Regions from separate parts of the Homo sapiens genome. Here region 1 is linked to region 2. The links are chromatin contacts, found by Hi-C or POLR2A ChIA-PET in ENCODE. All regions are on one chromosome and are shown on one strand. The core of a region is the stretch at or near the end of the contact, and the rest is flanking DNA. Distances in the headings are between cores, read along the strand shown. Region 1 holds the start of SNAP23 (synaptosome associated protein 23). Region 2 holds the start of TMEM62 (transmembrane protein 62).

What was found. A loop is a pair of places that touch in the nucleus more often than their neighbours do. ChIA-PET counts read pairs that join two places held with the same protein, here RNA polymerase II (POLR2A). Pooled maps may share reads with other maps.
Region 1: a loop to region 2 is called in a pooled map, with 3 times the contacts of the local background. The contact joins the promoter of SNAP23 here to the promoter of TMEM62 in region 2. A Hi-C loop is called at or near these places in 1 of 168 maps with a recorded cell type or tissue (CD4-positive, alpha-beta T cell), 1 of 37 single-sample maps with no recorded cell type and 7 of 50 pooled maps. POLR2A ChIA-PET finds 5 or more read pairs at or near these places in 1 of 52 experiments (endothelial cell of umbilical vein).

What each region holds. Positions count from the first base shown.
Region 1 is chr15:42,493,652-42,498,679 of GRCh38, forward strand. It overlaps SNAP23 (synaptosome associated protein 23), which reads left to right and starts at 1,983. Exons shown (of 8, transcript NM_003825.4): 1 at 1,983-2,062. RefSeq lists enhancers at 1,656-2,199, 2,200-2,743.
Region 2 is chr15:43,131,412-43,136,204 of GRCh38, forward strand. It overlaps TMEM62 (transmembrane protein 62), which reads left to right and starts at 2,175. Exons shown (of 14, transcript NM_024956.4): 1 at 2,175-2,571; 2 at 2,846-2,957; 3 at 4,101-4,238. The coding sequence starts at 2,392. It also overlaps the pseudogene SPCS2P1. RefSeq lists silencers at 1,963-2,022, 2,243-2,642, 2,833-3,044.

The DNA of each region.
Region 1 (5,028 bases), core at 733-3,232, 640 kb before region 2:
GTTCATTTTTGCCCATATTAAAAAGGCCCTCAATATTGCTTACCAGTCCTACAACATTCTTCTGTCAACTTGTTGTATTACTTTCTACAATATTCCAAATCTTCTCAGCTTTCCTTTAAACTCCCAATACCACCTCCTTTTCTATCAGAAGATGACCCCATCTTCAACTTCACAGAGAAAACAAGTCAGCAAATGAGAACTTTAACTTCCTGTTACTAAACATACAGAAACATACTTCCTCTCATAATTGGGGAAATATCTCCTCTCTCTCTCTTTCTCCCTCCCTGCCCTCTTCCAAAACCATTATTCTTACCAGTGTTTCGAACTGCCTCTAAACTGCCTCTATTCTTACCCTTTCAAGATCTTTGCCTACTGACTATCCCTTCTCTTCCTTTATTCAACCATTTTTTTCTCAGTTGAATCTTCCCTACCATGCTCAAGTTTCTCCTGTCTTAATTCTAACAAAAATCAAAAAAACAAAAACAAAAAATCTTGATCCTTCATCATTCTCCCTCCTTCCTCCCTGTCAAGGCCAAACTTTCCAAAAGCATTCTACAACTTGTCCCCATCTCTACATCTCCCCCACCTCCAAACTACTAAGTTGTTTTTTTCAACCCCAGCATTCCAACAAACAGCTTTCACTGAGATAATCAGTGACCTCTGTGTTATGAAATTAAAAAAAACATTTCTCAGGCTTCATCTTCCTTGATCCCTTAGGAATAGACTACTTACTCCTTGAAGCACTTTTTTTTTTTTTTTTTGAGATGGAGTCTGGCACTGTCGCCAGTGATAGACATTATGATAGTAATGTAGCTGGGATTACAGACACCCGCCACCACACCCAGCTATTTTTTCTTTCTTTTTTTTTTTTTTTTGTAGGGGGGACGGAATTTCACTCTCGTTGCCCAGCCTGGAGTGCAATGGCATGATCTTGGCCCACTGCAACCTCCGCCTCCCAGGTTCAAGCGATTCTCCTGCCTCAGCCTCCCGACTAGCTGGGATTACAGGCGCCTGCCACCATGCCCGGCTAATTTTTTGTATTTTTAGTAGAGATGGGGTTTCTCTATGTTGGCCAGGCTGGTCTGGAACTCCTGACCTCGTGATCTGCCCGCTTCAGCCTCCCAAAGTGCTGGGATTGATTACAGGCGTGAGCCACTGTGCCTGGTGAAGCACTTTCTTTTCTTGATTTCCAGCAGTTTATTTTATTCTTAGAGGTGCATGGAGGGGTTCCTGCAGCAAATAGTTTACAATAATCCTCCATCTGCTTAAAACTCTTCAATAGCTTTCAGTGCCCCTAGTACAAAGTGGTCTAAAATTCCAAGGCCTTCCAAGATCTAGCGATTGTTGGCCTTCTAAAGCTTTCTTTCCTCTACACTCGGGGATGTACGATTAGCACTAAGCCTCTAACAAGGATGAACTACTAGAAATTTCCAGAAGGCGTTATGCTGTTCTCGACATAAGCTGTTCCCCAGAGCCTGGAAAACTCTAGCTCTTTCTCTGCCGGATTTCCGGGGGAACTCCTACTTATCCTTCATGACTCAAGTCACTTCCTCCGGGAACCCTTCCAGACACCCCTAAGAATAAAACGCTTTGTTCATTATCAGCCAAAGGCGCCTCAAATTTTCTATGTGCTATGCACTGTATTCTATCCACTATAATTTGTTTACATATCTATATCTTAGTCTAGACATATTGAAAGGCGATGAAGAGCAGGGAAAGCACTGTATTCGCTTTCTTTTCTTCAGCGTTCATCCAGCACAGTGCCTGGCATACGGTTTGCCCTCAGTAAATGTTTATTGCATGAACACCTCCCAGCTTCGGGCAGGACTGAAATCTATCCGGTTAACTAGTGAATTCCCAGACTCTCCGTCTGCGTGGCAGGGACATTTAAACCCCCAGCACCGTGATTGGCTCCAGCTGCAGGGGTGTGTCTGTGTCCGCGGCGAACGGGAAGTGAGCAGGCGCGCGGGCTCGGCGCGCGCAGGCGCGACTAGGGTGCAGCGCCAGGTCCGGTGTTGGGGTGTCCGAGTTGCCGCCGGAGAGGAGTGGCCTCGCCCGCTTGGTGAGTCTCCAGGAGTGGGACGGAGGGAGCTGGCCGGGATGAAGTCTGAGACTATGTCCTGAGAAGAAAGAGTGTATCGTATTGGTTGAAAAGTTGGTGGGGTCGGGCTTAAGCGGAGGAGGGGGCTCTCTGGCCCTTACTCGGCAGATGGGCCCGGAGAGAGGACGGGAGGTGCCGGGAGAACATCGAGGGACCAGTGGAGGAAGGGTAGCTGGATGGTAATTCTCTGGACCCTTCCTCGAAATTAAACAGAGATCACTTTCCGCCCCTCACCCTTACTGTGTTGCTGTAGTTGACATTAATAGACTGCCTGTATGGTGACCACAGTGATCAGATAGCTCTGAGATAATGGCTTGAGGAAGGACTCTGAGGTTCCTGGTATTGGATAGCCCTTGCTCTCTAGAAAGGTTCAGCCTTACCTCGCGGCATTACTGCACAAATTAGAGGATCAGGAAAAGAATGAATTTCACAATTCGGGATTGGAGTGGTGGGGGGAAAAAGTACTGTAAAGTGTAGTTTCATCTCGTCCTTTTTTTCTTCTTTAATCAGTCACCACAATGTTAGGAAAGGCAGTTGATGGTAGGAGGAAACGTAAAGACATAAAAGTGGGAGAGGAAAAAAAAGTCAAGAAGGGAGTATCATTTTGCCTTTTGCTATTTGTCATCTCCTGGAATGGGGTCTGTATTAGTGCGTTCTCACACTGCTATAAAGAAGTACCCAAGGCCGGGCTTGGTGGCTAACGCCTGTAATCCCAGCACTTTGGGAGGTCGAGGAGAGAGGATCATATGAGATCAGGAGTTCGAGACCAGCCTGGCCAACATGATGAAATCCCATCTCTACTAAAAATACAAAAATTAGCCAGGCGTGGTGGTATATGCTTGTAATCCCAGCTACTCCGGAGGCTGAGGCAGGAGAATCACTTGAACCTGGGAAACAGAGGTTGCAGTGAACCGAGATCGTGCCACTGAGCTTCAGCCTGGGAGACAGAGTCAGGCTCCAACTCAAAAAAAAACAAAAAGCAAAAGAAATACTCGAGACTGGGTAATTTATAAAGGAAGGAAGTTTAATTGACTCTCAGTTCTGCATGGCTGGGGAGGCCTCAGGAAACTTATAATCATGGTGGAAAGCAAAGGAGAAGCCAAGCACCTTCTTCACAGGATGGCAGGAGAGAGACAGTGAAGGGGAAAAAGCCCCTTATAAAACCAGTATCATGAGAACAGCATGGGGGAAACCACCCCCATAATCCAATCACCTCTCACCAGATTCGAGATGAGATTATGAATAGCCAAACTGTATCATTCTGCCCCTGGCCCCTTTCTTTCTTTCTTTCTTTTTTTTTTTTTTTGAGATGGAGTCTCACACTCTGTCACCCAGGCTGGAGTGCAGTGGCGCGATCTTGGCTTACTACAACCTCCAACACTTCAAGCGATTCTCCTCCCTCACACTCCTGAGTAGCTGAGACTACAAATGTGTGCCACCAAACCTGGCTAATTTTTTTTTTTTTTTTTTTTTTGAGATGGGGTCTTGCTCTGTCGCTCAGGCTGGAGTGCAGTGGCGCGATCTTGGCTCACTGCGACCTCCGCCTCCCAGGGTCAAGCAATTCTTCTGCCTCAACGTCCCAAGTAGCTGGGATTACAGGCACCTGCCACCAGGCCTGGCTAATTTTTGTATTTTTAGTAGAGATGGGGTTTTGCCATGTTGGCCAGGCTGGTCTCAAACTCCTGACCTCAGGTTATCCACCGGCCTCCGCCTCCCAAAGTGCTGGGATTACAGGCGTGAGCCACCGCGCCTGGCTAATTTTTGCATTTTTTAGTAGAGACGGGGTTTCACTCTATTGGCCAGGCTGGTCTCAAACGCCTGACCTCATGATCCACCCACCTCATCTTCCCAAGGTGCTGGGATTACAGGCATGAGCCACCACGCCCAGATTCCCTGGCCCCTTTCAAATCTCATGTCCTCACAGTTCAAAACACAATCATGCCTTCCCAACAGGCCTCCAAAATCTTAACTCATTCCAGTATTAACCCAAAAGTCCAAGTCCAAAGTCTCATCTGAGACAAGGCAAGTCCCTTTTGCCTAGGAGCCTGTAAAATCAAAAGCAAGTTAGTTACTTCTAAAGATGCTATGGGGGAATAGGCATTGGTAAATGCTCCCATTCCAAATGGGAGAAATTGGCCAAAACAAAGGGGCTACCGGCCCTATGCAAGTCCAAAATCCAGTGGGACAGCCATTACGTCTTAAAACTTATTTTAATCTCCTTAGACTCCATGTCTCACATCTAGGGCACGCTGATGCCAAGGGTGGGCTCCCAAGGCCTTGAGCAGTTCTGACCCTGTGGCTTTGCAGGGTTCAGGCCCAGAGGCTGCTCTGCTGGGCTGGCATTGAGTGCCTGAGGCTTTTCCAGGTTCATAGTGCAAGCTGTTTGTAGACCTGCCATTCTGGAGTCTGGAGAATGGTGGCCCTCTTCTCACAGCTCCACTAGGCAGTGCCCCAGTGGGGATTCTGGGGGGTGGGCGGTGTCCAATCCCACGTTTCCTTTCTGCAGTGCCCTAGCAGAGGTTCTCCATGAGGTCTCTTCCACTGCAGCAGACTTTGGCCTGGACATCCAGGCATTTCCGTACATCCTCTGAAATCTAGACAGAGGTTCCCAAACCTCAATTCTTGACTTCTGTGCACCTGCAGGCCCAGCTACCACGTGGAAGCTACCAAGGTTTGGGGCTTGCACCCTCTGAAGCAACAGCCCAAGCTGTACCTTGACCCCTTTTAGCCAGGAGCTGGAGCAGCTGGGACTCAGGGCCCCAAGTTCTGAGGCTGCCCACGAAACCATTTTTTCTTCCTAGGCCTCAGGTCTTGTGATGGGAGGGGCTGCCATGAAGATCTCTGATATGCCCTGGAGACATTTTTCCCATTGTTTTGGTGATTAACATTCAGCTCCTTGTTACTTAACGCAAATTTCTACAGCTGGC
Region 2 (4,793 bases), core at 925-3,424:
AAGGAGAGGAGCATCTTTCTTGTGGCCCACAGGAAAGATCCTATAGGAATGGATCCTGATGATATTTGGCAACTGTCCTCCAGTCTTAAAAGGTTTGATGACAAATACACCTCTAAGCTGACCTTCATCAGTGGGAGAACAAAGCAGCAGCGGGAAGCCGAATTCACCAAGTCCATTGCTAAGTTTTTTGACCACAGTGGGACACTGGTCATGGATGCACATGAGCCTGAAATATCCAAGCTCCATGACAGTCTCGCCGTAGAAAGAAAAATAAGGCCGGGTGCGGTAGTTCACGCCTATAATCCCAGCACTTTGGGAGGCCGAGGCGGGCAGATCACAAGGTCAGGAGATCAAGACCATCCTGGCTAACACGGTGAAACCCCGTCTCTACTAAAAAATACAAAAAATTATCCAGGTATGGTGGCACGTGCCTATAGTCCCAGCTACTGGGGAGGCTGAGGCAGGAGAATGGCCTGAACCTGGGAGGTGGAGCTTGCAGTGAGTCGAGATCGTGCCACTGCGCTCCAGCCTGGGCGACAGAGCGAGACTCCGTCTCAAAAAAAAAAAAAAAAAAAAAGAAAAATAAAATAGCCAATTCTAAAAGTAGCCCTCTTTCTGTTGGATCTTGCTGAATTACTGGTTTGTGGGGTGGGGGAGATAAAAAGAATTTAAAATGGATAAAGTAAAAAAAGTTTAAAAATCCCTGTTTTGTCCTGAAATTTTAGTCTGTTCTGGATAAATAGGATTTTCTGAGAGAGATATGAGAAGTTGTAGCTCTGATGTCTAGCTGTAGTCTCCTGGGTCTGCTGATTGCATTATTTTAATTTGCTTTTCTGGGAAAGCAGTTTTGCTAAAAGCTGTACAGACTTTCCTTTGTACCTAGTAGTACTTTATATAGTATAGCTTTGGGCTATGTAGCATTTTAAGACTCAATTAATAAAAAATTAATCTGTTGCTGACTCTGTTAATTCCTATTTCCACATGTATTTCCTTGAAGAATTCAGGATACGACTTCTTGTGTATGACAGTTTTCCTTCACACACTATTTTTGTGGGTGTGTATATATCTGATTTGGGGAGAATTTAAAAAACACATAGCTTTTTAATTTGTTTGAAACAGACCTTTTGCCTGTTACATTTTGTGCTCTTAACCAATTAAAGAAGCCAATGACATGTTAGTTTTATATTGTGTTTTCCACTAGTATATCCCTGTTGATTTGTTTGTGCCTTTTATTAACTGCCATTTTCTAAAATTTTTTTCAATAAAGGGAAGACGTGAAAAAAATTACTCAGAACAGCAATATATAATAAACAATTAAAAAATCAACAATAAGGGAGTTGTTAGATAAATTAAGGTAGGGCTGAATCTAATTCTCCTGGGTCTGGCCCATAGGAAGTATTTAATACTTATTAAATGAATGGTATACTACCGTGTTGCAATATTATTTACTCAGGTGCATGTGAAATCAGTTTAAGGGAAAAATAACTTTCACAAAACATAGGAATTACATCTATAGAAAACCTATGCTGCCGGGCGCGGTGGCTCAGCCTGTAGTCCCAGCACTTTGGGAGGCGGAGGCGGGAGGATCGCTTGAACCTAGGAGTTCCGAGGCCAGCCCGGGCAACACAGACAGATCCCAGTCTCTACAAAAACTATATTTAAAAAATTAGCTGGGCGTGGTGGTGCGAGCCTGTAATTCCAGCTACTTAAGGTCAGGGAGGTCGAGGCTGCAGTGAGCCATGATCGCGCCACTGCATTCCTGCCTGGGGGATAGAGACCCTGTCTGAGAAGTGAAGGAAAGGGGAATGGTAGAGGGAAGGGGAAGAGAAAGAAAAGAAAACCTATGGAGGTACGTTAATAATCAGAAGGGGCCAGAGGAAGCCACCTGACACATTTGTGAGACAATTTAAAAGGCGTTCTCATACATTCTCACTTTGATACAACAACCCTGCAAAGTGCGCACGGAAGGTGTTATTAACTCCGTTTTACAGGTAAGGAGATCGACCCACTGAGGTCAGGAGTGACTGACCAAGGCGGAGCCAGGACTCTAGCCCCCGCCTCCCGGCCACTGGTCCCGGTCTCCTTCCCCGCCACCACTCGGCCACCGTCATTGGTGTTCAGAGTTTCGGTTCTCTTTTCTGTGATCGTATTACTTATGCAAAACGAGCCCAGTCACTTGCGCGGCCAGAGAGGGGCAGGTGCTGGGCGGCGGCTGACGGGCGCAGCACCCTAGGCCCAGTGTCTGGCTCCAGCCCCGCATCCGGCGCCGGCCCCGCATCCAGCTCTGGCCCTGCGACAATAGAGTCCGGAAGTGCAGGCAAAGCGGCTCCCGGGAGCGCCGCGCGGTCCTGCGCGGGATCAGCGAGGGCCGCGCCCCGGCGGGCGGGCGGCATGGCTGCAGTGCTGGCTCTCAGGGTGGTCGCGGGGTTGGCGGCCGCAGCGCTGGTGGCCATGCTCTTGGAGCACTACGGCCTGGCGGGCCAGCCCTCGCCGCTGCCGCGCCCCGCGCCCCCCAGGAGGCCGCACCCTGCGCCAGGGCCCGGAGACAGCAACATCTTCTGGGGCCTGCAGGTGACGCGGCGGGAAGCCGGGCCGGGAGGCAGGTGCAGATCGGGCACCGTGCGGTGGGACCCTTGCGGGTGTTGGGCCCCACGCTCCAGGCTGGGGACCTCAGTCAGATTGTAACTCGAGGCTCTGTCTAGTGCTGGCCCTGTCCTTACCTGGGGGGTTCGTTATGCATTGCCTCTTTGCCTTTTCCTTCTGCCCGAGAGAGCCGCTGAGCCGCCCCTCCCCATGCTGCCTCTTCCTGGCTCAGATCTCTCTGTTCAATACCTGTTTTCGGCAGATATCCGACATTCACCTGAGCAGGTTTCGAGATCCAGGCAGAGCGGTAGACTTAGAGAAATTCTGTTCTGAAACTATTGACATCATTCAACCAGCTCTCGTCCTAGCAACAGGTAGGGAGGCTTGCCGTGCTGTGGTGGTGGTCTGTGGTCCGCATGGTAGAACTCTAGCCAGGGCTGTGGCTTTTCATTTTGGGGACGTTGGGAGCAGTATAGCCACAGCCCCAGGTGAGCTCTGTGAGGTGGAAGAGATTGGACATTCTAACCCCTTTGCCTATGGATAACTGAATGAGTCAAGATCCAGGCAAAATGATTTGACGTAGCAAGGTTTTGTCAAAGCAGTAGAAGCAAGGCTCCTGGTTCTCATGTCAGTCTGTTGTCTGATATATTTGTATCTGGTTTTTGTTCTTGTTGTTGTTACAGTTCTGGTTGTGAGAATTAGGGAAAAGCCTGTAACCACGAATCAGAAGTTCTCTTCTTTTGCTAACTTTTCTATTTTCTTTACATTATTAATCTTATATTTTCAGTTGTTTGAGGCTTCCGGTGACCCAGGGCACTTTTTCTTCATCCTTTGATAGTTTTATGACTTAAGTTTTCTAGACTCTTCAAACACTTTATTTGCTTTCAAACTGTAATGGGGAGAAGAAGCTAAAGGAGCATCTATCTATCTTGCTTACTGGGGAATTCATCACTCATCCACCTTATTGAAGCATCTCTGCTGACATGAAAGGGTATCAGTTCTGATTTAATGGATGAGCCTCCATAAAAAGTTTTCTGTTTAGTTCTCTATAAATTTTGGTATTTTGTTGTCCAATTCCACCTGCCACATTGCTTCTTGCTGTAAAAATAATACTTGGTCAAATCACATATTCTGATTTTGTGGTTTGGAAAATATGGTTGCCATAGATATTAGGCAGCCACTCAGAGTACTGGAATTTCTTATAAATCATTTTCATTTTATCAGAGTCTATTGATGCATTTTGTACTGTTCTCTTTAAAGATTTTTTTAACAACCCATTTCGAATATCACAGGAGATTGAACAGGCATTTGCTAACCTATAAGAAACAAAGTCCTTGCTGAGAAAATCTTGTTAGTTTAGATGGCTCGATTTGGACATTGGTGGTCTCGTGAGCAGTTATGCTTATACACGTTGAGTGCTTTAAGTATCCTTGTTCCTTCAGTGTACATATCTAAAAAAAATGGAACCCCCAGTAGTTTATTTTGCATTGTGATTCAATTCTTGTGTAAACCTACAGGAGACCTGACAGATGCCAAAACAAAGGAACAGTTGGGATCCAGGCAGCATGAGGTAGAATGGCAAACCTACCAGGGTATTCTGAAGAAGACAAGAGTCATGGAAAAAACCAAGTGGCTGGATATCAAAGGAAATCATGGTAAGAGCCAAGAGCCAGATACAATAAAGACAAGAGTTTTTTTCCCCCTTCAGGAACCTAGATTTTCCAACTTAGATTGTAAAATTATAAAGTGGGACATTTACATATACTAAAGGTCACATCTCTGAAATACAACTATATAATGTGGTTTTAAAACTTCAAATGTCATTGTTAGCCTTTGAGATGACAATTGGTATGGTCCTTTTTTTGTGACATATGCTGCTTCTTTTTTTATTATTATTATTATACTTTAAGTTCTGGGATACATGTGCAGAATGTGCAGGTTTGTTACATAGGTATATATGTGCCATGGTGGTTTGCTGCACCCATCAACCTGTCATCTACATTAGGTATTTCTCCTAATGCTATCCCTCCCCCTGCCCCCATCCCCCAGTCCTTTTTTCTGTACATGGAAAAAATATGAGTTTTAGCAAAACTCATGCAGACAGATGTTTTAATAAATATACATTTTGCTAAGTGAAAGAAGGCAAACCCGTAAGTCTGCATACTGTATGATTTCATTTATATGACATTCAGGAAAGGCAAAACAATAGA